Linked DNA regions of Homo sapiens: all the other regions are linked to region 3. A link is a loop called in an ENCODE intact Hi-C map of the cell type or tissue named here. Cell type or tissue: OCI-LY7. All regions are shown on one strand. Links, peaks and the distances in the headings refer to the core of each region. The heading gives the core; the rest is flanking DNA.

What was found. A loop is a pair of places that touch in the nucleus more often than their neighbours do. Peaks named below come from ENCODE experiments on the same cell type or tissue, not always from the same donor. Only the 100,000 strongest peaks of a DNase experiment are listed, where the experiment ranks them.
Region 1: it touches region 3 in a loop (7-fold over the local background); 11 of 110 quality-filtered maps call a loop at or near these places.
Region 2: a loop joins it to region 3, with 4 times the contacts of the local background. A loop is called at or near these places in 26 of 110 quality-filtered maps.

What each region holds. Positions count from the first base shown.
Region 1 is chr2:54,757,723-54,768,691 of GRCh38, forward strand. The region is part of intron 2 of EML6 (EMAP like 6); the gene reads left to right. Among named protein-coding and RNA genes, the nearest start is that of EML6-AS1, 12 kb to the left of the region's middle. In OCI-LY7, for the core only: CTCF peaks have their summits at 6,098 (motif pointing right) and 6,299; a DNase peak (open chromatin) is centred at 6,119; H3K4me3 peaks cover 314 bases; H3K27ac peaks cover 358 bases.
Region 2 is chr2:54,659,758-54,670,726 of GRCh38, forward strand. SPTBN1 (spectrin beta, non-erythrocytic 1) reads left to right here. Exons shown (of 36, transcript NM_003128.3): 32 at 179-242; 33 at 4,696-4,934; 34 at 6,158-6,331; 35 at 7,847-7,889; 36 at 8,594-10,969. The coding sequence ends at 8,812. SPTBN1-AS2 (SPTBN1 antisense RNA 2) reads right to left here. Exons shown (of 3, transcript NR_186176.1): 2 at 4,841-5,084; 3 at 4,415-4,691. Among named protein-coding and RNA genes, the nearest start is that of SPTBN1-AS2, 15 kb to the right of the region's middle. In OCI-LY7, for the core only: CTCF peaks have their summits at 5,828 (motif pointing right) and 6,027; a DNase peak (open chromatin) is centred at 5,824.
Region 3 is chr2:54,834,063-54,845,031 of GRCh38, forward strand. It overlaps EML6 (EMAP like 6), which reads left to right. Exons shown (of 42, transcript NM_001039753.4): 8 at 9,985-10,186. Among named protein-coding and RNA genes, the nearest start is that of EML6-AS1, 88 kb to the left of the region's middle. In OCI-LY7, for the core only: CTCF peaks have their summits at 4,699 (motif pointing left) and 4,936; a DNase peak (open chromatin) is centred at 4,689; H3K27ac peaks cover 1,883 bases.

The DNA of each region.
Region 1 (10,969 bases), core at 3,491-8,490, 75 kb before region 3:
GATATGTATCTGCAAGGCCCTGAGCCTTTCCAGGTTTCCGGCTGTGAGCTGGCTGCTTCTTTCTGACTTCCCCCTTCTTCCTCCCACCCTCGCCCTGGTAGGCTTAGATTTCTTAGGGTTCTAAAATCAGTCACCACTTACTCATTTGCTTTCCAGCTCCTTTTTTTTTTTTTTTCTTCAAGGTTTCTTTTGCATACTTTATCCTTTCTTCTTGTTCTCTTTGTCTTTGTGGGCCTGTGTCTTTTAAAATAACTCCCTATCTTTTCAATTTGGCAAGAAGCATAGATAAATGCTTTAAAACTGAAAGTCTTGCATTGGATTTTGAATGCCAGTCACCGTAATTTTCATTTCTATGAGTTTTATTTGACTTTCACTTTTCTTCTGTTCTCGTATGCATTATTCTTACCATGTGATATCTACACCTTCATCTTTTTATTGATTTTAAATAGATTTAAAATCTTTCCAGCTGTTCTATTGTTTTCAAGTCCTGAAGGGAGAGGGGAGTGGGTGGAAAGAAGGGATGCTAATTGTCTTGCTTGCTGTGTCTCCTGAGTCTTCCTTACAGTGACTTGTTTTCTTTGTCCAGTGTAATACTATTTCTGGTGGGAGTCCTGTATGTCCTGGTTGTGGAGACATCCCTACAGAGTAGGTTTTGCCTTGCTTCTGATGGCCCAGAATGTGCTCTTATAGTTTCTCTTATTTCTGGACCTCTATACGTGTGGTTTCAGAAATGTTCTATTTTCTCATCTTTGCTTCACTGTCTCTTACTAATCTCTCAGATCTCTGTTTAGAAGTGATTTTCTCTGGGACGGTTTTCCCAGTCCCCCATTCCCTGTATTGTCCCCTAGTATATTATACTTCCTCCAACGTAGTACTTATTACCCTGTAGTATATCATCCATTTGTTTGTCTCTCTCTTCCTTGTGACTGATTCTGGAAGACAGGATCATGTTATCTTGTTCACTGTTAAATATCTAGTGCCTACCAAAGTACCTGGCCCAAACCAGGTGTCAGTAAATATTTTATAAAAGAATATGATGCTATATCTTGTTTTAAGAGGCTTTGCAGGGATGGGTTACAGATTGGTCTGAGAGCATTGTTTTTTTAATCCCAGTTTTGCTACATTCCAGGTGACACTCCTTCATAGAGCAATGTAGGGTAATGCAGGGGTGCTCTGCAAACATAAAATATGGGTGGTTCATAAGTTGCCTTTTTGAGCTATAGATTTTCTTCCTGTTTTCATCACTTCCACATATAGTACATAATGGATCACACACTTGAAAACAAAAAATAGGGATGGAGTGCTTGGCACTCAGCACACGACCCAGTATTCTTGTGTGGCTCCCTCTTAGACCCAGTGAAGCAGCCTCCATTAGGTGGATGTTTTCAATTCCATTTTCCATTTGTGAAATGTGTGATTATGAAACAGCTGTGTAACAGTCTGTTGTGTCTAGCATGTCTTCTTTTCAGGTAGTAGGAAATGACAAGTTCATACTAGATGAATAATAATATGCATATCTGATAATTAGGCCCACAGTTTACAGTGGCTTTGACTGGTATTTCATGTAGCTATCTTCAAAACTTGAGTTTAGGAATACTGTCCAAAGAATTTTTTTTATAGCTAATTGAATGAGTAACCTTGGTTTTCTGGAGTATTTTATGGTAATACTAGAAAGAATAGTGGTGGTAACTATTATAAGATCATGGGGGAAGTGCTAAAATGAGTCACTTATTTTGGAAATAGCAATAATATTATTTGCTAATATTTATTGAATGCTGACTAAACGCATAGTAACTTTATTCATTTAAGGAGCTTTTAAAGGTTTTATAGAGTTTTTAAAAGTCATAAATTCAGACATAAATTAGCAATGGATGCCAAATCTGGGGGAGAGAGAAAAACTTTAAAAACTCTAAAAACTTTACATGTACCAACTCATTTAAATCTAAAGAAAAGTTGGATTTATACCAACACATCTTCATCACCAAGCTAGCATGTGAATGCTCAGGAGAGAGCATGCAGAATCTGCTCAAAATGGAGACATTTTAACTATATCCCAATGTTAGGCTGTGCTAAGGTGATCCAAGAGTGAAGTTCGAGGTTGGACAAAATTAGATGTAATTAATAGTTGAGGAAACTTCCTTCCCTCCATATATATATATATAAAATCTTTGTTTACATATAATATATATTTATATATATTTTAATGATTAAGTGTAGGTGAGAAATAAGATAACTTGCTCTAGATATCAGCAGGATCATTATACACAGCAGGATCAAGACTCCGGCTCCGATTCTGGGCCATTACTCTGATGCATTAAGAATGTTAGTAATTTAAATAGCCTAACTTCCAGTTTTTCTCAGTTTCCACTATTTTGTAGTCAAATTGATCTTGGTCTTAGATTTATTTAGTGTTTGACTCGATCCATATTTTTAATCATTGAAAATTAATTTTTAACTACTTAAGTAATACATGAATAAGTTTTCTTTTTTTTTTTTTAATTTTAGAACATTCCAAATGAAGCTTTCATTTCCTGTCCTGGTCTCCCTCCATGCTCCCCAGATATTCACTACTGCTATGAGTTTGGTATATATTTTTCAGATCTTTATATTCACGTACTACCCAAGAACATAACAGAGTATTGCTTTATGCATGTGCTTGATTTCTTTACATAAATTCCCCTATTGACAGACTTCTAGGTTCTTTTGCTTTTCAAACAGTGTTTCAGTGAATCCTTGCACACATGGGAGAGTGGCCCTCTAGGGAGATATCTAGAGGTGGACTTGGTTAGTCACAGGTATGCCCATTTTCAGTTTCAATATAGCCTAGAATTGCAGTACCTAGAGGCAGCAGGCTTGCAGAGTACCTGTTTCCCTACCATCTGGCCGGTATATGACACTATCAAATTCAATTTGTTTTGCCAAATGTAATTTTATCTGGGTTTTCTTTCTTATATGAAGAAGTAAGTTTCTATCTTTCCCTTATACAAACAAACCTTGACAGAGAATCACTGCTTTTGTCCTGGAATTCGGAAGATTTCAAAGATGGGAGGTGTACATGAGATCCATTCTCTCTCCCCATTGCTTTGAAGTTGAGGGAGCATTTTTTTTTTTTTTTTTTTTTTTACTAGAAAAAGAATCTGGGACAGACTGAAAGATGGAAGTTACTCTGTGTCTGGGAAATACAAACCTCCTGAATCTAGAAGCATGAGGCTTAGTATGATGAATGGTGACCAATAATGTTTTTATTAATCTGGGAAGTACTGAGTTTGGTAATCAGTATCTTTGAGGTTTATGCTAGTGAAGTTAATCCCAAGGCATTTGAGAAACTAGATTTCAGCTTCTCTGCTTTATGGTTTTAATTCCACTTTATTCTTAGTGGTAGTGCAGCCAAATGATAATAACTCTCATCATTGTTGAGAAATTGTTTTCCATATGGTTATTTCATCTGAGAATATGATTTTAAACAGACTACCAAAGTCATAGTACTCCCAGTTTGTGGAACGGACTTGTTTAATGTTATAAACTTGAATTTTGCAGTTTTGTGAACCAAAAAATATGATAATAAACAATACGCTTTGTTTCTTTTTTATTAATGCTTAACTGAAAAAAAAGCATAAATGAAGGTGCTTATTTTTATTAATTGGGGAAATACCAGGGATTAAACAAAGCTTAGTCCTTCAGTGTTTATAATTTCTGGTAAGAAAGTTGAATAAGGTATTTCCCCTTTTCAGAGCAGCTTACTAGTTTTATCTGAGGTATATAATATGTGAATGTAATTAAATTATCAAATTTGGTTGATCATTTAAAAAATCACAAAGGCATAAAAGTGGACATTTATGAATCACATTGCAATTTGGTCAAAAGTGATTCTTTCACTAACATAAATCATAAACTCTGTGGATATAGCTTGACTTTAATTTGTCTGAATTATGATATGGAAATGTTTAAAATGGTCAAAAATAGTTGAGGTACCTATGCTTTAAGTTTAAAATATAAGTCTATTTAAACTTATTTTGGAATCATTTCAAACTTGTAGAAAAATAGCAAGAATAGTCCACAGATTTCATCCATTTTTAGTATTTTGACACATTTTCTTTGTTATTCTTTCTCTTTATAGATACGCATTAGTATTGCTTTTTTTTTTGGAATCACTTGAAAGTAGGTTGAATGCATCATTCCCTTTTACCCTTAATACTAAAACATGTAATTTTAAGAATAAGGATAGTCACTTGTATAACCACAGTATGGTTATTAAATTCAGGAAATTTAATGTTGACACAATACTGTTATCTGCTCTATATTCTTCTTTAGTCAGTAATGCCAATAATTGCCTTTAGGGCAATTTTTTTCTGGTATAAGATCCAGCTCAGATAATGTATTGCATTTCATTTTCATGTCTCCTTAGTCTCTTTTAATCTGGAAAAGTGCCTAAGCCTCTCTTTATCTTTTAGGACATTGACATTTTAGAAGAACACAGGCCAGTTCTTTTACTGAATGTCCCTCAAGTTGGGTTTATCTGATGTTTCCTCATGATCAGCTTTAGGGTATGCATGTTTGGCTGGAGTACCTCAGAAGTGATAGTGTGTCCTCCTCAGAACATCACGGATGGGAATGCATGATGTCTATCCACTCATTATTGGTGATGTTCAATCTGATCATGGTAAAATCGATCATTAAATGTTATCCATTTTCTCTATCATATAGTTACTATTTTTTTCTTTTCTAATTATAGAGTAATTTGAGTGGAAGTGCTTTTTAAGACTCCACATAAATATCTTACTCCCCAAGCGTCTCCCACCTCCAGATTTAGTATCCGTTGCTAATTTATGTCTGAATTTGTGACTTTTAAAAACTCCATTGTTCCTTCCATATTTATTAGTTGACATTCTGCTATAATAAAGTGCTTCCTGCCCTTATTTATTTTGATGCTCAGATTATCCCCAGGGCCAATAGGAACTCCATTTATCTATTTCCTTTGTCCTTCTGACATGCTTTATAAATTTGTGTAGCATCTTATTGCTGTTTGGCATCATAGCTGTTCCAGGTCCATTTTGTACTTTCCCTTCCCTAGCACTGGAATCAATTTCTCCAAGAAATTCTGGTTCTTTTAGTGGGACTGGTATTTAAGAACTGTGATCTGTGATCATTGCTGTGCCAGAATGTCATTGTTCTTGACCTTTTCAGCAGATGGAGCTGGGGAATATATATACCTACACACTCATATATATAGCTAAAAAGATAGAGATACATTTAAACATCTTAAGTTTATACTGGTAACCCCCCAATTCCAACACAGCTTCCCACCCTACATTCTTCCTTGGTTTCTCCCATTTATTATTTATGTCTCTTTTCTTCCATAGTGAGAAGTCTGGCTCACAAAACATAATACATTTATTCATTTGATCCATCCTGCAATGTGCATAAAATAGTTTCAGGATTGTATACCCATCGAGTATGAAAAACAAACTGCTAAGAAGAGTTCAAGATTTATTTGCAGTTCTTTTATATTTCTTTACACTGAGCATGAATAGTCAAAGTTCTATGTTCAGAAGTTACTTGGATTAGTTCTGTATTTTAAAAATTCAGCATGGTTATGTTATTCATTTTAAATAAAGTTGGGTTCACTGGAATACAGTTAGGTTTACATTCAGTTTTAGGCTTCTCCCTCTATTCTTGTTGATCTAATTGAATTTTTGAATGTTTATAGAACTTTAACATGATTCCAAAACTCCAGACTATACAAAATAAGATATACTCAGAGAAGTATTCCAAGCTTCTTTCATTTTATTATCTTTTAAGTTAGCAATCTGCTTTTAAAGAATATTGAGAATTTAAAATCAAACACAGTGTTTGGCTAGGTGCATTTGTGTGGTTTTTGGATGGGTAGGTGGGTAGAGATATTACTGTCTGTTCTCCAAGTCATAGAAAATATGGAGAATGAAAATCGTCTTTCTCCTTCTACCAGGAGCCTAAAAGGGTGAATGTATTCAAAGTGGTTAAGGTAAAAATTGGGTATGACATTAATTTCATCGGAAAACAGCTTCAGCAGGCCTGGCAGGGTAGGGTGAGGGTTTGGAAAGGCTCTGGTGCTTTCAGGGCGTGACACTAGGGGGCACCTTGGCTCTGATGCTGCCTTCAGGCTCCCTTCTCTGCCAGAGCGAGGCTGGGAAGTGAGGTTCAAGATCTCCAGCCCTGAAGGCCTCTCCAAACTCCGTTGGTTGTTCTGTGCCATCTTGTAGGGTTTTGACCCAGGGGTGGACAGAAGTTGAAGGACAGGGACATTCTCAGGCCTCTGGCCTTTTCCCTCGTTGACCTTCTTAACTTCCTGCCCTCTAGTCAGCATTTTATTTTGTTTAGGTTGGCAAAAGTGGCTGAGTTAAGTAACCTGTCCAAGGTCATCATTCAACCTCCAAGCAGTCCAGTTATTTTCAATATGCCATTTTAGAAAGGTTATAGACAGCGGCCATTTATGCTGTGTGCCTGTCTGCCTGTAAAATAAGATTAAGTCCATATAATTTCCTAATACAAAACAAACTGGCACAAAGTAGACATAGTGGGAATATTATTAGTTACACGTTATGAAGTTGGAAAATTCAAATGAGAGCCATTTAAAGTAAATATAGAATTAGCGAGATTAGACCAAGAGGAAAAAAGTTGAGCTGATAATTAACTCAACATCTGATCCCCCCAAAGCAATCACAAATAAATTCATTATCCCTATTGCTCGTGAAACCTGGGGGCACTCCACTTGTATAAGGAATTTGAGGTGCATTAACTTTAAATTGCACTTGTCTGCTTCTTGTTGCTTGTGTAGGCATGTTTGCATTGCTTACATTAATGCTTAGTAATTCAGTGGCTAATGTGAAATCCCCCTGCTTTAACTTTGGGGAAGATAAAATTAAATTGTGCCTTCATCAATAAATACAAGAATAGGTTAAAGGCTGAACTTGTTTTTAAGAACATCACCTATCTCATCAGGAGTGACTGGTTAAATACTGTTCTGCCTAGGGCAGAATCAAACGCAGTTTGGGGAAATGGGGCAGCAAAAGGCCATGGTGGCCTTTTCAGCTTTCTTTCTATTTGGTATATGCATGGTAGGAGATGCCAGATTCCTATTTAACCTCTTCTATTTACAAAACTGCTTATGCCAAAATTTATTCATGAGTGCTTCCATTAAAGCTTGTAGTGAATTTTTTCCACCTGGGATTGTTGGCATTTGATTAGTGGGAGATGGTTAAATCACACATATGAATAGTTAGCTAATATTTTTGCTTTCAGTGTTTGTTTCCATTTTTAAAATTTTTCCTCTCTTTTGCCTACATTAGAATTTTTTTTTCTTTATTTCCCACTTTCTCGTAATAATATATTTTCTGGATATCTTCCTTTGAGTGGAAAACTACCTGAATTTTAAATTTAAGTGATCGTAGAAGTTTTAGAAGCAGTAAATATTTATTATATTCAGCCTCTAACTTATTGTGTATAATTTAACACACATAAGCAGATCTCTAGAAATTACTTACAAGGGTATTTTTAAGAAGAGAAATGCTGATCTTATATTTTTAGTATGGATTGACATAATTTTAAATCTTCTTAAACAATGGCTAAAACTTGTTATGAATTATCTATATCTATAATTTTAGCATTTAATTATATATCTCCTCTTTTGAACTGTTCTCTGGTTGTTTACCCTCTTTTCCCTACAAACTTAAGGGCAAACAAATTTTATGCATTCTTTTATTTTTATTTTTATTTTTTGGAGATGGAGTCTCGCTTAGTCGCCCAGGTTGGAGTGCAGTGGCACGATCTCGGCTCACTGCAAGCTCCGCCTGCCGGGTTCACGCCATTCTCCTGCCTCAGCCTCCCTAGTAGGTGGGACTACAGGCACCCGCCCTATGTCCGGCTAAGTTTTCTGTATTTTTAGTAGAGATGGGGTTTCACTGTGTTAGCCAGGATGGTCTCGATCTCCTGACCTCGTGATCCACCAGTCTCGGCCTCCCAAAGTGCTGGGATTACAGGCGTCATGCATTCTTTTTAGTTTAGTCCCTATGGTACCATCTATACCATTATAAAATAGGTACTTAATAAATAGTCAATAAATACTTTAACCATTTCTTATCTACATACAATCTACTTTCTTTTTTATTTTACTTTTTATTTTGAAGCAATTTTAGACTTAGAAAAGTTCCAAGATGTGTAAGAAGAATACCAATATACCTTTCACCCAGATTCCTCAAATGTTAAGTATTTTGCCACATTTGCTTTAATATTCTCTCTCTTATTCTCTCTCCCTTCTTTCCACCTCCTCCTCTCACACTTTCCTTCCTCTCTCTATTCTTTTCCTTCATCTATCCACATGTATATGTATGTAGATACATATTTTTTTCTTGAGCCACTTGAGAGTAAGTTGCAGACCAGACACCTTGTGTAGTTACTAAAAACAAGGACTTCTTTTGTGTAACCACAGTATAGCTTTCAAAATCAATAAAATAATATTTAAACAATAGCTGATGTATAGATCTGATTAATATTTTGGCAATTGTCCCAATAATGTCCTTCAGAGCAAAAGAAAATCCCAGATCACGTGTTAAACATATCAAGTCTGTTTTGTCTTCTTTGATCTAGAACATTTCCTTAGTCTTTCTTTGTCTTTCATAACCTTGATACTTCTGAAGAATACAAGGCAGTTATTTTATAGAATGACCGTCAGTTTGGGTTTGTCCAGTGTTTTCTTACAATTTTGTTTATATAATTTTGGCAGAAGTATCACAGAAATGATGTATTCTTCTTAGTACATAATATCAGGAGGCACATGATATTAATTTGTCCTATTACTGGTAATGTTAACTTTGGTCACTTGGTTTAGGGGATCTGCCAGATTTCTCTATGGCAAAGTTACTATTTTTTTTTCCTTTGTAATTAACATATATCTTGTGGAAATACAGTTTGAGTCTGTGTAAATATCTGTTTCTAATCAAACTTTCACACAGGAGTTTTAGCATCAACTGATGATTCATGGCATAGTAAATTATTATTATGATTGCCAAATTAGATTCTGTTATTTTGAATATATATGTCCTTTGTTTATATGTTTACATATATGTCCTTTGTTTAGCTTCAGAATTATCTCCTAATTGTCTTCGTCATTATATGCCTTATTCTATTGTACAGTAAATAACATTTATTTATTTCTCACAAATAAGTAACTTCATACTGAATACTTTTCATGATGGATCATCTGCTATCCTTTGTTTGCAATAGCAGCTAAAAGTAGCACCAAGTATATTAAATATCACTAGCAGAATAGTTTGCTTTCACATAATTTTAGGAAAAAAATAATATCTAGAAATATAGTATTTTGTGTCAAAATTACCCTCCTTGAATGAGGCAGTCAAAGTAGGTTTTTATAGAGCATCTGTTTGCTGTCACTGTTTCTTTGAAGCATCTTGAATACTATTTTGACACTGTTACAGCAAAGTATTAACTGATGCAACATAAACACAATTTAACTCAGTATTAACAGGACAGTTTGACAAGCCCTATTCAATGAAGAAGAACCTACAGCCAGGGAAAAAATGCCTAGATTCTAATGCATCAACATAGATATTGTTTTGCCTTTTTATTATATGATGATAAAGTAGAATCTACTAGATAAAAATAAATAACATGTAAATAGATATTTATATCAAGACTGGATAGTATACTTTTATTTTAAGAAACACCCATGCAATACTTTTAGTCTCCAGTCTAAAAAGATATTTCACCTCAAATATCTATTTTATTTTATTTCTACTATGTCTATTGCAATTTAGTTCTGTGTATCACATATTTACTGAGTAGCCTGCCTGGACCTATACAGTAATTAAGTGGTATGAAGAGTGTGTGTGTGTGTGTGTGTGTGTGTGTGTGTGTATGTGTGTGTGTGTATGTTGCAAAAATATTGGAAGAAGTACTTTCTTTATTTTTTATTTTTTGTAGAGACGGGGTCTCATTATATTGCCCAGGCTGGTGTCGAACTCCTGGCTTCAAGCAGTCCTCTTGCTGCATGCTCCACCATGCCTGGCTAATTTTTGTATTTTTTTGTAGAGATTAAGTTTTTGCCATGTTGCCCAGACTGGTCTCAAACTGCTGAGCTCAAGCGATCTGCCTGCCTCTGCCTCCCAAAGTGCTGGGGTTACAGGCGTGAGTCAACATGCCAGCCAGAAGAAGTACTTTTAATTTAATTTTGAATTTCACCTGCAAACATCTGCATGAGATCACATTCAGAGTAATGATTCTTAGGCTTTGTAGAGAGTGTGGAATTGTTGTCTAGGTAAGTTTCTTTCATTGGTTCAGATGTGGGCCTCTTGAAAGGGAACATTGTAGATGAGATCATATGCCAAGGCTACCTCCTCATTGGTGATATCCTGTTTCAGTTCTCATTATAGTTCTAAACAGATCAGAAAAACTTTTTTTTTTTGATGATTCATTGGCCTTTGAGAACAATGAAAACATGTTGTTTTGGCCTTAGTTGATCTCAGGGATGCCATTCCTTTATGTACTTACTTTTTAGTTAAAAGGATTCAGCAACTGTCAGAGAATCAAACTGACTTTGCAATGTTTTGGCATCTTATTGCTAGAACTACTGATAGATATGGTATCTCAAGGATGACATGCAAGGACTTTTCCTAGTTGGTCCCCACTACTACTTTTCTTCCCAATATGATATGAGGAATTCTGAATTGGCTCTTTTGTAAAGTTTTCAGGGTGGCAGGCAACACAGTGACAAGAACACTTGTAAACAGTTTATTTACATTCAATGGATTATATTTAATCATTTTATAGTTAATTTGCGTAAATCTCTCTCTGTGGAATGTCCACGAAAATGTTTTTGGTTGGTGACAAGCAACATGGTAGAGATGCAGAGAGTCGTGAGGCCCGGATTGTAGCCCAAGATCTGTTATCCTCTTTCTGTGTGATCTTGGGCAAGCCA
Region 2 (10,969 bases), core at 3,838-8,837, 170 kb before region 3:
TTTTTCTGTCTAGAGTCTATTTAAAACACTTGGAAGTTTCAGATTTAAAAAGAATTAAATTATGTGAAAAGGTTGCACGTAATAAAATTGAGTGATGATGTTCTCCCACCCTTTCTTACTGTTTCCTCTTTCTCCTCTTCTTCCTTTCCCTTCCTCCTTTTCCCCTCTTCCCTAACAGGGATACTTCAAAAGGAGAACAAGTTTCCCAAAACGGTTTGCCAGCTGAACAGGGATCTCCACGGGTTAGTTACCGCTCTCAAACCTACCAAAACTACAAAAACTTTAATAGCAGACGGACAGCCAGTGACCAGCCATGGTCTGGACTGTGAAGTTCACTACCATTTGTCAAGAATCACCCTTTCCAAATCCTCTGGGTTTTGACTTTTTGGCTTCCACTTCACCCAAAATGTTAAAATTTTTACTTAATTCATAGCCTTCCTTGGTTTCATATTTGTTTGCATTTAATTCATGTTTGAGTCTCTTAACTGATGGATGCCCACTTGCCTTAAAGCAGCATACTTATTTTTTGTTTATTTATTGTGAGCTTTTTACTTTATTAAGATTTTACAGCGAAACCCTTACATGAGTAATTGAAATGAAATTAAATGAGATTACAGCATAATGAAGAAGAAAACTAGAATCTAACAGGTATGACACATTCAGTTATTCTAACAGGGCACAGTACTGTGCTATATGTAGCCGCCTTTACAGATGTTATTAACCTATAGTAGTTTACTATTAACTAGGAAGACTGGTGTATGAGGAGGGAGACATTCTGTAATAAGATTAAAACCTAAAGTCAGCTGTGTAACATTCCATGAAAGATGCATTCATTTATTGAAGATGACAAAAAAGGGAGTCAGATATATTCTGGAAGCTATTTTAATTTTAGGCACACAATCTCATACATTTTGAGACCCTTGGGTCATTTATTACTTTTTACAAACTAGTTCCTCTCTTTTTTTCTGCCAAGTCCTGAATTGAAAACTGTAGGCTTCCTTGCACAGATGTTGCAGCCAGCCTCAGGAGTAAAGTGCCCGCTGACTGCTGCCGCCACCTCTGTCTCGCTCCCTGTCAGTGCTGCTGGCACGTGGGACGCGGCAGGTGACAGCCGTTCTCAGCATGTTTTAGAAGCTTGCCTCACAGACTTCCATGCCTCTCCATTCAGCCGATGACTTCAGGGTGTCAAACTGTTTTAATTTTTCAAACAAATGGAACAGAAGCCATTGTGGTTCATCCTGATTACTTGAACGTTGCACTTGGTGGACCGTGCCTGGGAGCGCTCGCATGCCCCCTGGCTTCAGAAGTCATGTCAGTGTCTCTGTAGACAAACTCCACTGTACATCTTGGATTAATCTTCTGATTCATTGTTCATTTTCTCAAGACTTTTTGTGGAATTCTCTGATAAAGGAAGCTTTTAGGATGGTATCTATCAGGCCACCAGCAGGAATTGAAAATGTTTTCACAAAAATCCTTTTCCTTAGAAATAAAAGCTGGTGACAGAGATGGTTTCCTTGTACCGATAAAAACAAAACCAAATCCATATTATACATCAAAACCTTGTGAGACATTCACTTGCTCTTTTGCCATATTTAGATGTGTCAGTGGAATCAGAAACCTGTTTTGATATGTGTTCTCTATGAGTTAAGTCTGATTTGTCTTTTTATTTCATGATGCATGTCTTTTTTTTCTTTTGTCAGGATAACGTCATATAGCATCTTGTTTGTTTTTCCTTATCTCTATGTACATATCTATCTACTTCTGACTGTAGATGGGTATATAGATAGATGCCAAGCTTCTTATGTTCTGGGGGTAGTATGCATCATTATTGGGTCTCTGCCTTAAAACACATCAAAATTCATTTTAGACAAAAAAACTTCTGCTTTGTCTTTGGTCATTAGGGAGCTCTAATGTGTGTTTGTGGCTCCAAGTTACATTTTGTGTTTCATTGATCTATATGTATATATGTGATGTTTTCATATATATATGTGTGTGTGTTTAAATTTTGTATCATCAGGACTGACACCCAATTTGACACTTTTTGTATCTAGAAGACCCTCCAAAAAAGGAACCACATAAGCACACAAGAAAAGAGTGCTATGATGTTCTTAGCATTTGCTATCATGCCTATTTTTATCTAGATTTTTAAATGTAGCTTGTCATAACAAAATTTTAATTACAATTGGCTTGTATGAGAAGAAAAAGTATTTTTATTGTTTTGAGTGATGACGCAGAGACTCAGTGAACTTGAAAATAGCATTGCTTCGTGCACTTTGAATACCAATCAGGTGTTTTCTGTGCTACTAGTTGTCACGTTGCATTCATGTTCACCTCCTGATTTAAGTATCTCGGGTGTGCCCAGCCACTAAAGCACTCTGGACTAATCGCTAAAGAGAAGCAACGTGGGGGGTGGGGTTGCGAGGGATGTGTTCACATGTACCCATCATTTGATCATAGCACTGTGATTGCTTTTGATGTGTGTCTCTAGTGGTGTGCTGTCTGTTGGCATGCTTAAAGCACATGTCCATTAAAATTCATTTTGTTCCTTTTATTTTCCTTGTTTTCTTGGTTAGTGATTCATTTGCATAAACATTAATGATCTCTGCATACTGGTTTGGGGTTTTCTCTTTCCTTCTAACTCTAAAGAAAAAATTTTTGCTGCAGAATTATCCTCAGAAGAGGCTTCCCTGGCCTTCATCTACCTTGCAGTCTGACCAAGTATGATAAATTTTAGCCGTTTTCAAGGAAACATCTCTCTACCCAGGTCATTGCTGTCACTAGCAGCTTTCAAGTCAAACCTGCAGCACTAAATTTTTTTTTATCCTGGTTTCTCTACATACTAACCCCATGTCTCTCTGGACTCACACCTGGCTCAGGCCTTCCAGACCAAACTCATACTTCCTCCTCACCAGAAGTTTCCGAATCTCACACTAGAGAAGATTTGTCACCTTTAAAGTCCACTCACATTATTTTGACTCAGGGTTTTGTTTTTTGTCTATTTCCCCTCCTGCAACTCTCCTTTAAAAGTGAAAAGAGAGAGAATGGTTTAAGTAGTCTGTTGCTCATAAGCACGTGTCTGCAGTCTGTCACTTGCAAGGCCTTGGTGATCACCATGCAGCACTTGTGCGCACACACACCCCCACAAGTCTTTTTTCCTAATAATCCATTTTCCACATTGCCATGAGGGTAAAGGGTTCCAATCAAAACCACCATTAAACTGCATAGTTTCTAGTCTTCCCTCAGCCCTGATGCTAATTATGATAGTTTGCATAGACATAACTTAAACTTGTGATTCTCCCTCCTTCCAGAGCTTTTTGTAGCCCTTTTTCCCCCCAAAATTAGTTTTGTTCAAAATCAAGCATTGGGCCCAGCCATTAAGATAAGACCTAATAAGTGAGAGATACAGTTCCCAAGAGTTTACAGATCCAGGTGTTCACATGGTGGTGGCCAGTCTACCGTTTATCTTGTCAAGGTTGTTACTGCTAATTTGGTGTCACTTTGGTCTTGGGCAGCAGTGGTGGGCGACGTATCTAATGAGCGTGCCATTGACTTCTCCATGTTTGTCTGTGTACGAGGGGTGCAGGTTGTCTGTAATCCACTAAAGTGTCAGCCACACCCAGCTTTAGTAACTCGCTAATCGCACACCCTGGGTGTATCAGCCAGGGGCTGCTACAGTTAATGGTACACAGTTGATGGTACACAGGCTGAAAATGATAATGAATCAAGACCCTACTACATTTCCAAAGCCGAAAAGCCATGAGGGTTACAATTTAAATGAGCTTGGGAAGGAACGCTCCCGAAGACGTCTCCAGCCTGAAGGGTCAGAGCCGCTGGAAGCCTGGCTGTCTCTGGGCTTTCTCGTCTCAGTGCAGCAAGGCACCGTGATCAACCAACCCGTGATGGGGAAGGCCCTGGTTCTGTCTTTGTTTGGGGGTAAATAGCTGTGTGGTGTTGAGTGACTGTGATTGGCTTTTCCAGCTCCTTTAACACAAACTACAACCCACTCACGATACAACTTCGGCAGATGTGGTCAAATTGATGTTTGTTGACTTGCCTCATTTCCTTCCAGCTCTTAAGTTCCAAAGTCTAACTGGGATGGTAGATGTGAAATGCATGATTGTCGTCCTAATTTCTGCATGTGTTTATGACAATGTGTTGAGGGGAGGGGGAGGAGAGCCAGAGAGCATTTTCAGGAACCGAGGTCTTTCCTTGTCTTACTCTGGGGGAATGCCATGTAGCTCTGATAGAGTTGTCTATCGGTCTGTTTGTGAATGCCCTTTCGCTTAAACTTCCAGCCCTTCTGGTGGCATCCTTGGTTGTAAGGTGGCTGCTGTATAACGTCCACTCTCTTTCATATTTAATATGTGTGATTGTTACTGTTGTCTTTTTGTTTTAAAGTAACCATAAGAGGAGATGATCTGAGTTATATTTATTGATCAGAGGAATAGAGTGCAGTAAAACTCATACTGGCATTTCGCTTTTCTCATTTCCCTGTAAATGGGCGGGTATTAATCCATTCCCACCTTCTAATGTCCTTGATGTCCAGCTGGCTTTGTGGGTGTGCAATGGTTTTACTGTACTGCCTCGATCTGTGCCAGGCATTTATACACAGCCACATGTGCGAGTCAGGTAGAGCGTATGTGGTCACCCCCATGGCTCACGGAGTTAGCTGAATGGCCTCTCCGCTGTCCCTAGATGGCAGAAACGGTGGACACAAGCGAAATGGTCAACGGCGCTACAGAACAAAGGACGAGCTCTAAAGAGTCCAGCCCCATCCCCTCCCCGACCTCTGATCGTAAAGCCAAGACTGCCCTCCCAGCCCAGAGTGCCGCCACCTTACCAGCCAGAACCCAGGAGACACCTTCGGCCCAGATGGAAGGCTTCCTCAATCGGAAACACGAGTGGGAGGCCCACAATAAGAAAGCCTCAAGCAGGTAACAGCAGCAGAGGCTGCCACAGTAAGATGGGAAGTCAGCCTGTGAAGGGATAAGGCGGGCCACTCTTGAATTGGAAGAGAAGTATGTGCTCATGTAGTTTTATTCCTTTGGTAGCTTCCTGGACATTGCATTCTTCTTGGGCTGACGCTGGAAAGCAGGAGTAGAATGCTGGTTATTCACTGAGAGAAGAAGAGTTGAGTTTGGATGGGAGTAGCTAGAAGGGGCTTTAGTAGTTCATCTAGAGAAGGAATTTGCTAGATTGAGACTGAAGAGTCTTCTTTACTTTAAGTGATTGATTTCATTTAGGACTCCTTGTGGGTTTTTTGTAAAAAGCCATTAACCATTTCCCCTGCCCTGATCTCCATATCAGCCTTTATATATATTCATTGTCTCTCAACAGCCCCAATTTTTTTATTTAACAGATGGGGAACAGAGGCTCTGAGCGGTTAACAAAGCTTTCTTTCTGTGGAAACCTAGTAAATGGCAAAGCTGGAATATGAAACTGCAAAGCCTATGTGCTTAACTAGTAAACCCAACCACCTGGGACCACCATATCTTACTGTGCAGTTTGTTGCTGTGTGAGGGGATCAGAACATCTAAGAACTGCCATTCACGTTGAGGACAACATAGGGATTTATATATTAATACATGCTGGTGTAATACAGGCCGGTGTTCTGTTAAAATTAGTATATTAGGACAGTTTGCCATACCATAGGGGAAAAGCCACTTTATTCTAATTCACCCAAAGGTACTGTAAGTGCTGATGGCTCTGGGTCTGTCTTTCTGTCAAGTTGCCAAGTCACATAAGTAATGAATCCGCAGCTGGAGGAGCTGCTGCTGGAGGACAGGCATGTTTTCAGACAGGAGCATGGCCTTTAGCTCATGACCATAAGAGGGCGCTACAGCAAAGAGTACTAAATACCAATCAAAGTGAGCTCAGAGTACAAGAGGGTAACTTGCTTTTCTCCGAAGTGAAAGAGAAGACATAGTCCTCAAACACTTGCCCTGTGCCCTGTCCCTGAACTCTCCATGGAGGAATTTTTTCTGTTGTTTAGTGTTAGCAGAATTTAGGAAGGGCTTGTAATAAGGAAGGTTGAGGGTTGGGTGGGGTCACACTGTGTTGTGTGAGGATCATTTTCATGTTAATGAAATGTTTAGTTCTTTAAGGGGAATGTGGTAGAGCCTTTATCTCCCCCTGCCCTTTTTTTTAAACTGCACAGGTCCTGGCACAATGTTTATTGTGTCATAAATAACCAAGAAATGGGTTTCTACAAAGATGCAAAGACTGCTGCTTCTGGAATTCCCTACCACAGCGAGGTCCCTGTGAGTTTGAAAGAAGCTGTCTGCGAAGTGGCCCTTGATTACAAAAAGAAGAAACACGTATTCAAGCTAAGGTGAGAGTCGCCGTGCTTCATGGCTGCCAGAGTGGGTTTGCATTTACTTCCACTCTGGGGTTTGGTTTTCTTATACAGCTGCTGTGATTAGTTGGTTCTGTCTTCTGCCATTTTAAATCCCCAATAAAGTGAAAAACCAGTTTGGCACGTGTCTCGGTTAGGCTGAATTCTTTGGCAACTGTGGCCAGCCACCAGCTTCCCTGTGGTTAACAGTACATCTGAGCATTGAAGGATAAGGAGCTTTTGCTTTTATAACCAGGCACTTACTGTTCCCTAAGACTTAAAGAGAGCTAGTCACATTTCACAGTTTAAGGGAGGCTTTGAAAAATAGTTTCCCCATCTTTTCAGCTTATCCCGACCCAGGAGATGCTATTCTTTGCTCATGAATTATCTGGAGATGGGTCAAGTGAGTCATCCTGGAGCTGGATGGAGACAAACAGGAAATGTTTGGGTGGGGCCTGGGACCCTGTCCTCCCCTGACTCTCCCAGCAGATGCTCCAGCTGTCTCAGAACCATCTAGTTCCAAATGTCTCTACCCTGTAGGATACATGTATCTCCCTACAGAGTGGAGCTAAGCTCAGAATTTCTCCTCACACTTGGAAGTAGGCAGAAAAATTATTTTATCTTGTAAAAAGTGGTTAGAATGCTTGTTTACTGATTTGTGCTGTTGCTTTGGGATCTGAAAAGCTTTGGTCTTCCATTTATTTGTATGTTTCATGCCAGTTGGACTAGGCCCAGGGCTCCAGAGGAGAGAGTGTCAGATGGTTTGATTTATTAAGCTCTGCTGCTGCGCAGTGCAGGCAGGCTCTTTGGGTCCTGGAACACTTTACATTTTGTAGGACAATGCACCGGCAGCCTGGCTCCTTGGCTGCTTTCCCCTTTGTACTCCCTTCATGCAGCTTCAGAGAGCTGGGATATTAGCGAACGGCCCCTACCCTGTGTTACACAACAGTACCCTCGTCCTCTCCGCAGCCACAGAGTGAACCTGTGACCCTTCCAAGCCTGGGGACCTCCCAGTGTCACACTAATAGGGCTTCTTAATTCTGAGACATACAGTAGAAGAAAAGTTGAAGGACATTTTCTGTTTGCCTATTCTGAAACTCTGGAACATGTGAATGTAGGGGATACAAGCTCAGTAGCAGAATTTCAAAAGGGCTCATTGTGTTCAAAAGCTTTCTCCTGAACTCAGTTTAGACCAGTAAGTGATCAGGCATCCACAAGTGATTTTTGCCACAATAAACCCAAATGTTATGTTTGGGGCTTTTTAAAATCCTTCCATTGGATTGAAGCACAGGCTCCCTGTGTGTATCATTGGCGCGATTATATGGCTTCTTGATCTCCAGGGGTCTGTTGCTGGGCCTGGGCGGGTCCCCAGGCTTGGTGGTGACATATGTAGGTTGACGCTTCTGTTGTGACTCCTGTGGTCTACTTCTGTCCTGCATGGGATATGGGAGTTGGGGGATTTTTATTTCTCTGTAATTAAGTGGTGACTAACTTTCTTCCTTGAAATTACAGACTAAATGATGGCAATGAGTACCTCTTCCAAGCCAAAGACGATGTAAGTTTCTAAATGTTATTTCTCTCCACTACTTAGGAGTTTGCAAGTGTTTGTGTGATGATGGGCTTTATTCAGAAAGTTCTTCATGTAAATGATGATCAGTGATGGTTTCTATCACTGGGCTCCAGTCACCAGCACTAGAAGGTGTTTGGTTCTGTCTCTAGAAGGCAGTGAATATGATCTCACTGTCCCTTTGCCGAGGCAGGATCCCTTAAAGTCGATGGAATCTTTGCCTGTCCCCTCCCAGGGATGAGGCATAGTGAGGTGGTCCCAGGACTGGTTGTGGATCATGATGGGACCCCCGCTGCACCCTTCGCCAGCAGCCAGCTGTTTAATGGGTGTGTACCTCACCTCAAGGAAAGAGAGAGTCCATTGATGGAAAAACAACACCTGTAATGCTTTAAATGTGAAAAAGCACCTTCTAGGGTGGGATCTGACCACCTCACAGATTGAGACTGGTCTTCCAGCTGTTACAAGTTTGTAGGGCCACATACTAGGGTGATGAGTAGAACTGAATTCTCATGAGAAGCTGAACCAGGTTCCCTCTCCTGTACTGATAAGGCAGAGGTGCATTTGGGGACAGTGCCCAGAAGTGACTCTGCTTACCCCTCAGTTGGCCAGATGCGCCATTCCCAAGCCTTGGAGCCAGAACCCCTCATGCCTACTCTTAGTTGAGTCTCACCTGTGTCCCTTCCTCTGTCCAGGAGGAAATGAACACATGGATCCAGGCTATCTCTTCCGCCATCTCCTCTGATAAACACGAGGTGTCTGCCAGCACCCAGAGCACGCCAGCATCCAGCCGCGCGCAGACCCTCCCCACCAGCGTCGTCACCATCACCAGCGAGTCCAGTCCCGGCAAGCGGGAAAAGGACAAAGAGAAAGACAAAGAGAAGCGGTTCAGCCTTTTTGGCAAAAAGAAATGAACTCCTTTCCTTCACCTCCTGCCCTTCTCTTACCTTTTCAGTGAAATTCCAGCATGCAAGCTCAGAACCAACACATTACTCTCTGTGCCTAATGTTCCTCAATGTGGTTGATTTTTTTTTTTTTTTAATTTATAGAGCATTTCGGGGGGGGTGGGGGAAACACACCTAAACACTTTATCTCCAAGTTACAAAAGTTTGAGGTGCAGAGGGAAGGCCAGATTTTTTTTTTAATGAAATTATATAGATTAGATCTCAGTATTTAAACTGTTCCTCAATTTTGTGAGGCTGTGTTGGAAATAACCCGCCTCTAGTGCTGTTGGTATGCAAGGCAGCGGTGCTTAATCAATATTTCCTGTGCTCACCAGAGGCAAAATGTACCAATATCCTGACACCATTCTCTCTCCATTTACTTCTGGTGGTTACCCTGACTCTTGACTCTTAGAAGTGCCCGAGATGGGGCTAACCTTTATTAAACAGATCGCATATTATGATCTTGCTGCAGCCACAGTGCAGCTCCACATTAACTCTACAGACCAAACCATTTGTATCTGGCATCACTTACTAACACACGACATGCGGCTTTTCTGCATCAACTGCTATGACGGTTAAGAATGTCAGTATACAAGAAGGAATAGAAAACTGATACTGTTTTAAATAATCTGTAATTTCAATTTTTTTTTTTTGCTGAAATACATTATATTGTACGTTTGAGATAATTCTAGTACAAAGTATAATAAAACTAGATGTATAATAAACCCTTTAAATCATTGGTAAGTGTACAAGTGGTGGAACTGAAGCATTTACTGGACAAAGTAATGTTACTCTAATGGTTACTTGCTCGTGCGTTGCCACACTGTGTTATAATTTGCTTCATTTCCTTGCTATTTGATACATAGTGTGCATTTCTCTGTCACTGTAACTATTGTAATGACAAATTTTCATCTTACTGCACAATCAAAATGACATTGATAGGAATGAACTCCAGAGGCTGGGCCTGAACAGGGAGGTGGTCGCTCAGGCCTGGTGCTCAGTCGTACGACCTGTACCTCTCAACTTTTGCCCTATCTGTTAAATATATGCTATGTCATTAAATGCTTTTAAATCTAGCACGGTGACTAGTTGTTGTTCTTCCTCTGCTGCGTGTGCATGCCCAGTAGGGAAACTGCAAAGGGAGAAATGACAAACAAGAAACATTTTACAACCAGTCTGGGCTCACTTTTGCATTTTTTATGCATGTCTGGTGCACAAGCTTTGAAAACTACAGCAAACAGTAATAAATGTGACTGTTTTGTAGTTATACATTCAGGCTTTATCTTTTATTTATGAAAAAGTTACCAGAGCACTTGTGAAACCTGAACTCTGAGATAGGGGTTGGCAAATTTGTTCTGTAAAGGGACAGAGATAGTAAATATTTTAGGCTTTGTAGGCCGTAACTGTCTCTGTTGCTCAATTCTGCTGTTGCGTAATACAAAGGCAGCCATTGACGGTATGTGAATGCCTGGGCATGGCTGTGTTCCAGTAAAACTATTTAAGGACATAAATTTGAATTTCATATAACTTTGACATGCCATACAATATTTTGATTTTCTTAATGATTTCAAAATGTAAAGTCTATTTTATACAGATCAGACCAAAAAGAAGAAAAAAAAAAAACAGGCAAGAGGTTAGGTTTGGCCCATGGGCCATAGTTTGCTGACTTCAGCATAGAGTCGTGGGTTATTTACAAGTGACATACTTTTCCTGGGTTATCTGGGTATGTTGACTCCATGCCACTTGCATAAAGCAGCAATGGATATTAGTATTATGGATGTCCAGTAAGTTATTCCACAAAGACCATGCCTAAGGTGGCATCAGCCCTGGGCTCCACAGCTGCGTGGCATCAAAGCTTTCTCTTAACTCTCTTACCTCTAGGCAAACTGAGACCTCACCATCCTCTCCCCTGCTTCCCACGACAGTCCTTTGCCCTTGCCATGCTCAGGGTTGGAATCAAGTTGTTCTATTCTCAACAGACCAAAATGTTTAGTTAAGGCAAAGTATCTTGGAAACAATTGTGATTAATTACAGTCTTGTACTCTTGACAAAGCTGTGCAGATGGCAATAAGTTCATACCAGCAATCCTGGAGTCCCATAATAAATACGTACATGTGGAACATCGTG
Region 3 (10,969 bases), core at 2,369-7,368:
GGGTGGTTGTCCTCCAATATACATCTTAGTGAATATAAAATTCTGGAATTTTCAGGCTGGGAGACACCCTGGATGTAAGGCGGCGGTGGCGGGGCATGGGGAGAACTCCCTCACTTCATGGATGGTACAATGAGGCCCAGGGTCATTAGCATCAAGCTAATTGTAAACTGAAGTCACTCACTCATACCTCACACCAAACTTCACAACAGTGCATGCTGAGTCTGATCACTTTTAAAACACATTTATGATCTGGGTAAAATAATGAAGCTTGAGTAACTTATAGTGGTGGCAAGAAAAGCCAAAATTCTTAAAGTCCATCAACCAAAATGAATTACTTCTAGGATAATAAAACACTTTGGGTTAATGGTTATAAATGATTCTGTCTAAAGGAATACAGTAATTATTCACACAGTATAAGATGTATTATTTACTTATTTGTCCACTCAGTAAACATTTATTAAACATCCAAGTGCCAGATACGTGCCTAGGAACTGAATAGGAAGTCCTGAAAAGTATACTTCAGTCAAGATTATATTTTAGGTGTGAGTGGAGGTCGGGGGAGTTCTGTGGGTTTTAACTACCAACACATATTTATTGAGTTGTTGCTGTGTCTAATGGACTATAAACTCCGCATCCAGAAAGAACCTGCATTAGGTGAATCACTGAGCAAGAATTAGAGGCCAAAGTTCCAGGACATGAGATGCCCTGCTTAGACTTGTCACTATCTCCACTGAACCTTCTCTGGTCAGGCCACCACCATCTTTTACATAGAATATTGCAGTTGCTTTGTAAGTTGCATTCCTGCTTCGACCACCATCCTCTGCACAGCAGCTAGAGGGATTATTTGAACTTTATGTGAGCCAGATCACATAATTGCTTTCCTCAAAACCCTGCAATGATTCATCTTACCCACAGTCAAAGTCCTTATGGCAGCCACCACCCTCCGCATTGCGCTGCTTCGCCCTGGCTGCTCCTTCCCCTCGCTGCTTCTCCCTCTGCCTGTGACACTCTTGCCTAGAATCTGCATGACTACTTCCCTCCTCTCCTTCAAACCTTTGCTCAAATAAAGCCTATGCTGATGATCTCTTCTAGAATTGCAACTCATTCTGCCTCTACCACTCCAAGTATTCCAAATCCCCTTCTCCCGGGTTTACCTTTCACCTTGTAACATACAGTATAATTTCTGTGTTATGTTCTTGGCTATTGTCTGTTTCCACAAAGGTAGGGATCTTTGTTCACTGATGCCTCCCACCCACTTAGGACGTGCCTAGTGTGTGCTGGAGTCCTGGAAGTAGCTGTCAGGTGAATGAAAAGTGTCATAGGACTGGAGGGTGGAGCCTTGTGGAGGAGCGCAAGTGATGAGGATGCAGAAGGAGGAACAGATAACTTGGTTTCTTTGTGTCAACCTGTGACATGCAAGCTTGCACTCCAAGGGCCAACTACAGGAGGTCTTAGAGGTTTAGGCAGGCATGTGGCATAATCGGATCTCCACTTAGTTCTCCTGCCCCAGAGCAGAGAGCAGACTGGGGTAGGATAGGATCAGAGGTAGGAGCCCAGGTGGTTGTTCCAGAGTGTTCATGCTTATTACTGTTTTTACTCCTCTGAGTACTGCGATGGTCAGATAGTCTAGCAGCTCTCAACCAGGAGTGATTTTTTGGACATTTGGCAGTGTCTGGAGACATTTTTGATTGTCGCAACTGCAGAGTTGCGACTGGCATCTATGGATAGAGGCCAGGGAAGCTGCTAAAAGTATTACAGTGGACAGGAGAGCCACCACAACAAAGAATTACCCAGCCCCAAATGTTGATAGTGTTGTTGTTAAGATCCCTTGCAGAGAACGTCCAAAAGACCAACTCTCAAACCTGAGAACACCCTTGTTTACGATAGAAGCAAAATAAGCACATCCTATTCTCCAGTCCCGCGGGCGGCTCCATTACTTACCTCTTGACTCCTTGCCTCTGTCACCGCTCTCCCTGTGTGCCCACCATTTTTCTCTGGGCTTGCCCTTCAGCCTCACTGTTCTGCTGAGAAGGTAGAAGAACACTGCAGAGGCCCGAGCCTCAGGAGCTGGAGACAGATTTGCAGCCAGGAGATGTGGTGTCACTGTGTGCGCAAGTTCCGTGTGTGACATGGTGTCAGAGGGCTGCTGGCCTGGCTTGTAGTAATTCCTCTGTAAATAACTCTCCTTAGCCAGCCTTATGTAAAAGCTAGCCTGGGTGGGTTTCCTCCCTGGGTGGGAGGCCATGGGCTTGGCTATGTGTTCTCATCTTCTGATATCTCACTAGGCTTTGTGTATCTTTCACAGTTCCCGTGGCTGTAGAATTTTGGATCCTGCGGAGTGGGTTTTGAAATGAGCAGAGATTTTGTAAAAAGAAATCTTTCCTATGAATTCTGCTGGAGATTCTCAGGCAGGGAGCCTTTGTGAACAGGAGCAGCAGGTCATAGGCAGTCCACGCTTAGGATGACCTGCAGCCCCAGCCCTGCGACTCTCCCAGCTCAGGGTCAGTGCTGAATGCCCACTCTGTGGTGGCCTTTGTGGTACACACTCTACACACAGGATCCCATTTAATCCTCAAACTCCCCTGGGGGTCCCCTGGCAGGGAGGCTTCTCAGGCTGAGGTCTGGGCAGTCACACAGGGCCTGGTACTCAGGAGGGCCCTGCGGTTGGTTGCATGCTTTGCTGTCACTTGCTTGGAATTCCTAATCGTTTTTTAGCAAGGGGCCCCACACTTCTGTTTTGCACTGGGCTCCAAAATCATTGGTGTTTATGAATCCCTGGGGAGATGCATGTCTTTCCTCCTTCATTTCTTTCACATTTCCAAACTCTGTCTTCAGCATTACCCTTAGAACATCAGAAGTCCCTGCAAGGCCCAGAGCTCCTGTGCCCAGGATCCAGGCTCCCTAGGTGGCCTCAGCCACCCCTTCCTGAGGGGCTGCAAGGGCGGGGGGTTTTGAAGATCTCTGCTGTCTTTTCCACACCCTCTACCAATACTCCCTCTTAAGTTTGGGTGAAATTACTCTTCCTCTCTCTCTTGTTCTTATTACCTTTTAACCTCTTGCACTCAAGGCATTCCCTGGTTTTGCATCCTTAATAAGGTTAGGTTTACAGGAGACAGCCACAACCTTGTCTTGTTTCACCTTCAGTACCATGTCCTGGGCATACATTCACAGATACAGGAAATAACTTTGTGGGGAAGGGTATTAACTCCACACTTGAACTGCCTGAATCCTCATTTTTTTTCCCCCTATTGCTAGCTTGCTCTGTGACTTGAGGCAAGTAATACAAACTTTCTATGCTGTTATTTCCTCATCGGTTCAGCACGTATTTACTAGCCCCGTTGAGGGCCTGGCGCTGTCCATGGGGTTAATGATAATGCCACCTCCTAAGCACTCACGGGCACTCACGGGCACACGGCTTGGTTAAGTTGGTGAGAATCCTTACTGCCCACCTGCAGGGCTTGCTTGTTTATCTCAAAGTCGACTTCTCACAGGTGCTACTGTCTTTTTTGTCATTTGCTCATCATCTTTGGGCTTTCCGATCCAGTGGGGTAGAGTTTGCCAGCATGTGACTGAAGAACCACTGCATTAGAATCAGCTGGTGACCTGCTGGGCACTCTGAATTTTCAACAATCTGACATGCAAGAACACACTAGGTGGAGAATGGCTTGAGCAGGCAGTGGTTCTCAGCCCTGGGGAGCTAAAAGTAATGAAGTCTTGCTCTGGTCCAGACCAACTGGGAGGAATATCTGGGAGGGGCGCAAGCATCTGTGTCTTTTAAATGCTCTCTCTGTAGATTCTGGTGTACATTGAGGGTTGGGAACAACCATGCCTGGCCCTTTACCATATCAGGCCTTGGAACATGGGTTTTAAGAACACTATTAAATACGAGCCTCTGCCTGCTTTCAGTTTTCCCCTCTTGGACCAAATAATTGGGAGAAAAGGCCATTTTCTTCCCCAAATGGTTTGTTCTCTTTGTGTGCTGGAACATAGCCTTTTCCTCTGTGAGTTTGCAGTGCCAGCAGATCAAAATTATAATAGCAAATGACAAAAGCTAAGTTGTAAGATAAGGCAGAGTAACTAAGACTCTAGGAAAGGCCCATAGGGCACTTCATAGTTCCTGGCACTGCCACCTTACAGGGCTCGGATGTGACCACACATACAGCAAGTTGTTCTGTGCTGAGATGTGAACTTAATAGAAAGATCCTGACCTAGCACAAAACCCGCGGGTTAAAATAATAGCATAATGTATTGATTCATTCCTCAGTGCCAGACACTGGGTCATGTGTTGTTGTGTTGAATTCTCACAATGCTATGAAGTGTGAGTGCTAATAATCTCCACTTTACAGATGGAGGAACTAACGATATGAATGACTAAATACCTTACCATGTCACACAGCTGGCAACGGCTGGTATATAAATCCAGTTCATATATTTAACTGTTCAAAATAAACTAGTGGTAGAAAATAAGCAATGTCCCTTAGTAATGAGGTCTGATTTGATATTCACAGACTAGATCTCCCCATGGCCAGGCTTCAGGACTGTAGCAGAGGGAATTGGAAGGTTGCTGTTTCTCTTCTCTGGTCTGAGTATAAAATCAGGGCCACGGACTGGTGAGGATTTGGTCTTGGCATAAGAGGATTTTTTTGGTTTAGATGGGTGATTTGCTCTCTACCGCCATCTGCTGGCTCTCTGTACCAAGCATAGGCCCAAGCTCCACGTTTCTCATCACAAGTGGCACAGGGTATGGTGTCCAAATGTGGACACCTCATCTGTGTGGTGAAACGCCTTCAGTTCACAGTGTCAAAAGTAACAATGATGTGTATTTCTCCAGGAAAGAGAACTTCTGTGGTTTTAAATAATGAGGATGGTTTCTCCTGTTTCTCTTAACTACTGATGGATTTGTAACCATATTCCAAATACTAGCTTATATTTCTCTGACTCCCAGAGCAGAATAGAAAGCAGTATAAGACAGCTTCGTTGCCTTCTAATGCTGCAGCTGCCTTGGTCAGCCCAGCTGGGACATCATGATTACATTTCTGTTCTCTGGGTTTGTGTCAGAAGTAGAAACTAAGCCTGGATAGACAGGAGAAGGGAATTAATGTCAGAACTTTGTCAGGGATCTGCCATTCACCAAGGTCTCACCAGAAGGTTCCCAGAAGAGACTGTGTGGTTCTCTTTACCACTCTTGCATGCAGAAGAACAATTAGGTTAAAAAAGGATGGCAATGGGATGTTATTAGGAAACATGAATACAGCTTTTGACACACTGATGTCTTCCTTTTTAAAATGGTTATCTAAGGAATGAGAGTGACCTGGTATTGTATCTATTGCCTGGTGGACAGACGCCATGAGATTGACTTGTCTGATGTGACAAAAGACAATTGATGTGTTGAAAGAACTGAGTACTTAGGGAGAGACGCAGTTGCTCTCTGAGAGAAAATGTTCACAGCTCATTAAGTTGATATTGCAAGCAATGAAAATGTAGCAACTCCTTCTCTTGTTCTCTTCCCTTCCACCCATGTGTAGCCAGAAATAATCCTTGCTAAGCTCCGCCTTTACGTTGGTTAGTTCAGTGGAACCCTTTTTCAAATGAAATCGGAGATGGTGAGGTGTCAAGGGAAATGCAGCAGTGGGATCCTCAAACTCCCGCCTCTTGCTGTCCTATTTCCTGGCCCTCTCCTTGCCAGGAACCTGGCACTCTTCTGAGGAATGCAAGAGCTCCCTGGATATGGTCTGAAAAACACTGAGTGCCATGTGACTTGACTGGTTCATTAGTCTGGGCTGAGTTGGAAGGTTTTGGTCTTTGTTCCTGAGCCTCTTAAAATTTTTTAAAAGAGAGGATATATAGATATATATTTAATGTCGATATTTAATTCCAGGTTGTGGGTTATTATAATCTTTTTTCCTTGCTGAATTTATTCCCCCAAATAAGGTTAAAAATAGCAGGACAATAAATACAGTAAAAAAGTAGATTATTTAGTTTTTGCTGATGTTGGAAAATCATTAACTCTTTGCTTCCTGATAATGCTGAAGAGTACAGCATTAAATCCTTTCTGTAATAAAGCATAAATAGATACTTGACCAAATACAGCTCCAGGCCCTTGGGACAAATTCAAGTCATTTGGCCTTGAGAGGCCAGACATGCTGTTGGAGGCCTTGGGAGAACTGGTGTGTTCATGCTTACAGTGAAGCCATGGATTCCAGACCTGCCTGGAAAAGGGCCGTGTCTTTAAAACAATCAATGGCATTATAAAAGGACTATGATCTGAATATTCAATAACAGTTAAAATATATAACGTATCACTAAGATGTAATGTATATGTCTATATCTGTATACAATGTATGTGTATATAGGTACACATATACATTTGCATCACTTTAGTTTTTGATGCATGGATATCTGCTTACATATGTCTGGCCCCTTTTTCAAATGTAATCTTCATTACGGTAGGGGCCTATCTTGTTCACTGTTAAGCTCCACTGTCAGGCACAGAGTAGTGCTGAATAAAAATTTCTGAAATAAAGGAATGAATATATCCCATCTTTGAATGTTCTTACTGAGTAACAAGGGTGGTATCTTTTATTTCTTGGCATCTCCAAGGACTCAAATATTTGATTTTGATGTTTTATTTCATTTGCTCAGTAATCTTTATTGAGCATCTACCACGTGACAGTCACTGTGCCAGGTATTGAGGATATAGCAGTAAATAAAACTGATAAAACTCTCTTCACAGACCTTTCTATTCTACTGAGAGGAAGCAGACAATAAATACAGTAAAAGTAGATTATTTGTTTTTTGCTGATGTTGAAATATCACTGACTCTTCTTCCTTCCTGATGATGCTGAAGAGCAAAGCATTAAACCCTTTGTGTAATAAAAGTAGATGATGCAAAGCCTGCTAGGGAGACAACTAATTCAGCCCCTCCTCCCAAGCCCCTGCAGGAGCTGAGAAAAACACCAGGGAGAAAACGGGAATATGTTGACTCCTGAGTGGTAATGAAACCCCGAAAAGGGTAGGCAAAGAGATCAGGACAAGGAGGGGGGGCTGTGGCAACAGGATCATGGGCGCAAGGCCGTGTGGTTCTCTGCAGCTGAGCTGCATGCCCTGTCAGCTTGCAATGACATCCTGACTGCTTTCACCATACATCTGTCCTTCCCATCCTTGAAAGCCCATCCTGATGTTTGCAGTGGAGGATTTTGATTAATTGACCCTGAACTACTGTTGCCAGGGTGTCTCTACTCCTCCTGGCGGGAATAATACATCGGCCTGTGTGCTTTTTCCCACCATTTCAAGACCTGTAGCAATGAATTCAGAGGAAGGAGTAAAGACAGTTATCTCATGTATTTGTTTAAAGCCTTATGCCTTGAAAAACTACTTTCTCTTAATAAATGCATTTATCTCATTGGATCCTCTCGGGACCACAGTGAAGTGATTAAGATCAAGATTATAGTTAGGATGTCCGCGTACCCCAAATTACCCCTTCTGTTGTCCCAGCATCCCAGCTGGTTTAGTATTTGTCTTGGCTTTTTTTTTTTTTTTTTTCTTTTGAGACAATCTTGCTCTGTCGCCCAGGCTGGAGTACAATGGCACAATCTCAGCTCACTGCAAGTCCCTCCGCCTCCCAGGCTCATGCCATTCTCGTGCCTCAGCCACCCGGGTAGCTGGGAATACAGGTGCGTGCTACCATGTCCAGCTAATTTTTCTATTTTTAGTAGAGACGGGATTTCACCATGTTGGCCAAGCTGGTCTCAAGCTCCTGGCCTCAAGCGATCTGCCTGCCTCAGCCTCCCAAAGTGTTGGGATTACAGGCATGAGCCACCGTGCCTTGCCATTTTTTTTTTAATAGACTTTATTTTTTAGGACAGTTTAGGTTCAGAACAAAATTGAGAATGTAGAGAGACTTACCATATACCCCTTCCCACCCACAACACACATACATAGCTTCCCTCACTATCAATGTGCCCCACCAGAGTGGTACATTTGTTCCAGTGGGTGAAGCTACCTTGACGTGTCATTATCACCCAGATGCCGTAGTTCATGTTAGAGTTCACTCTTGGTGGCGTATATTCTGTGGGTTTTGACAAATGTGTAATGACATGTCTCCACCATTATAGTATCCTACAGGATAGTTTCACTGCCCTAAAAATCCTCCATACTCTGCCTGTTCATCACTCTGCCTATTTATCTCTCTGCCCCAGATTTTTAATTTTGCAGTAAACAGTTTTTAGAATGTTATAATTGAAAATACTTTGATAGAACTATTTAGTAGGTCTTTCAACATAAGAAAGCTGCTTCCTTAGTCAAATACTTCAAAGTATTATGTAAATTTAGTTTTAGAGCCTCTTAAAGGCGTTCTAATTGGAATGACAGATTACTTGGTCACCATAATTACAGTCTATATCTTAAGGGGAGAAAAATTGGTCCCCAGCAAGGAAAGAATACTCCTATGTCTAGCCAGCTGGACCTAGAGCAGGAGTAGAGGCCAAGTCCTCGAACGTCTGATACTTTCTATCCCAGAGACACAGTGCCTGCTGGGGAGGCAAATTGGAGCCCATCACATCCTGGCCTTGTTTTAAAGTATTTAGGAAATTGATATTGCTTCTGTATTTCTAATTCGGATTCAAAAACTCACTGCCTAAACAAATAACAAACCCAGTAAGGAACAGAACAGACTGCAAAAAATCCAAGATACTGAGACTCAGGCAAGTGAGGACCTGCCTAGGGAGGATGAAATAGTACTACTGAGAGGGACGTGTGGACTTTAAAGGAGTACTATGCTTTTGGAGAAGAGGCTTGTGGAGAAGATTCCATAAATTAAGTCGGTGAAGAATAGTATTTTCACTGATAAATGTTTGATGGTATTTTGAGATTGAAATTGGAGTTTCATTTGCATATTTCTGAGACATGGTGCATCTGTTTATTCCGTAGGATATATCTAGATTCTGATCAAATATGTATTAAACTTGTTTAATATGATCATCAGCTGTTCTGTAGTGTCACCCACGTATAATTTTAACACAATGTTATTCCTAAAGGTTGAACTGATTCTTCTCTGATAGCAAATCTGAAGGAAATTATTCTGAAGGTTAGGTTTTCATGAAGACCAATTTATCATCTTATATTTACTTGATGATATAGTATTTAAAATACATTCTACTGTTTAAGACCAGCCTGGGCACCACATAGCAAGACCTTGTCTCTAGAAAGAAAAAAAACTAGTCTAGGCATGGTGTTGCACACCTGTAGTCCCAGTTACTTGGGAGGGTGAAGCAGGAGGATTACTTTGAGCCCCGGAAGTCGAGGCTTCAGTGAGCTACAGTGCTACCACACTCCAGCCTGGGCAACAGAGTGAGACCTTGTCTCTAAAAAATAAAAACAAACAATCCTGCTGTAGAAACACATAGTTATCCTAAGTCAAGGAAAAGCAGCCACTCTTTTGCAAACTAGATTACAAGGGGTGGAGGAAACATCCAGCGCTTGTAAGAAAATAACACAGAATGGGCTGGGCGTGGTGGCTCATGCCTGTAAACCCAGCACTTTGGGAGTCCGAGGCGGGCGGATCACGAGGTCAGGAGATCGAGACCATCCTGGCTAACACGGTGAAACCCCGTCTCCACTAAAAATACAAAAATTAGCCGGGTGTGGTGGTGGGCATCTGTAGTCCCAGCTACTTGGGAGGCTGAGGCAGGAGAATGGCGTGAACCCGGGAGGCGGAGGCTGCAGTGAGCTGAGATCGGGCCACTGCACTCTATAGTCTGGGTGACAGAGCAAGACTCCATCTCAAAAAAAAAAAAAAAAAAAGCACAAAGAATGGTGGCAGAGTTGATTCTCTGCCTCCAAGAGTCTTTAAGATGTGTCACATTTGATGGTATCCTGGTTAAAGGGCATTTACTTTAGGGTTTTGTGTGTGTGTGTGTGTGTGTGTGTGTGTGTGTGTGTGTGAATAGTGTGAAGATTTGCTTTTGTTTTACTTATTTTTGTCAGGCCTCTCTATCCGGAGCGTGTGCTGGAAAGCAGACCGCCTTCTAGCAGGGACCCAGGACAGTGAGATATTTGAAGTGATTGTGCGAGAGCGAGACAAGCCGATGTTGATCCTACAGGGCCACTGCGAGGGTGAGCTCTGGGCTCTGGCCCTGCACCCCAAGAAGCCTCTGGCTGTGACAGGCAGCGATGACCGCTCTGTCAGGTGAGGCCCTACCGCCGTCACCTCTCTGACTTCTTTGAGATGGATTTATTTGCCCAAATTTGCTTATTAATAGAAGGATAAAGTGCAGAACAGAACCACACAGTTTCCAAATGAAACGTTAAGACATTTAGCTCATCAAGTGGGTTTTTGGCATTTTGCTCCTGCTGTTGTCTTTCTTGGCTGCATCTTAAATCATGGAAATGTTTTTTAGAAGTGAAAAATGCTTCAATACTGGTGATGCTGGCTTCCAGATCTTTCTAATTGGAGATTTATGAGCTAAGCACACTCATCTATGATGAAACCATATTGTCCCCTCGTGCCCTTGGTCTTCTGCAGGGGGCTGCATGGAGATTTTACAATTTTGTTAAAGGCTCTCTCATTCATCATCATTAGAACTTAAATTCTGATTCTCAAAATTGTCTTTAGCACATGAATAAGCTATTATTTCTTTTTAAAGTCTCAGATGAAATTTTGAACAGCATCATCAGATGAAAGAATCATGGGGCCTGAGAAAGTAGTTTACTCGGAGCCTCCAGCTTTCTTGCTGTGGATCATTTTTATTCTTTTGAGAGCCCAACTGGGTAAAATGAGCACAATGACTTATGATTCCAGTATTTTTGTACCTATTAAAGGAATGAACATATGACTTAAAGGTTTGGGATGAAGAATGTTACCCCAATTTCAGTATTTTATTACTTAGTGCTGAGCTTTAGATATGCTCAATGACAAACAGGCCAGAAAGAGGGAGAGTGTGAGAGGAACAGACTGATCAATCGATTGAAT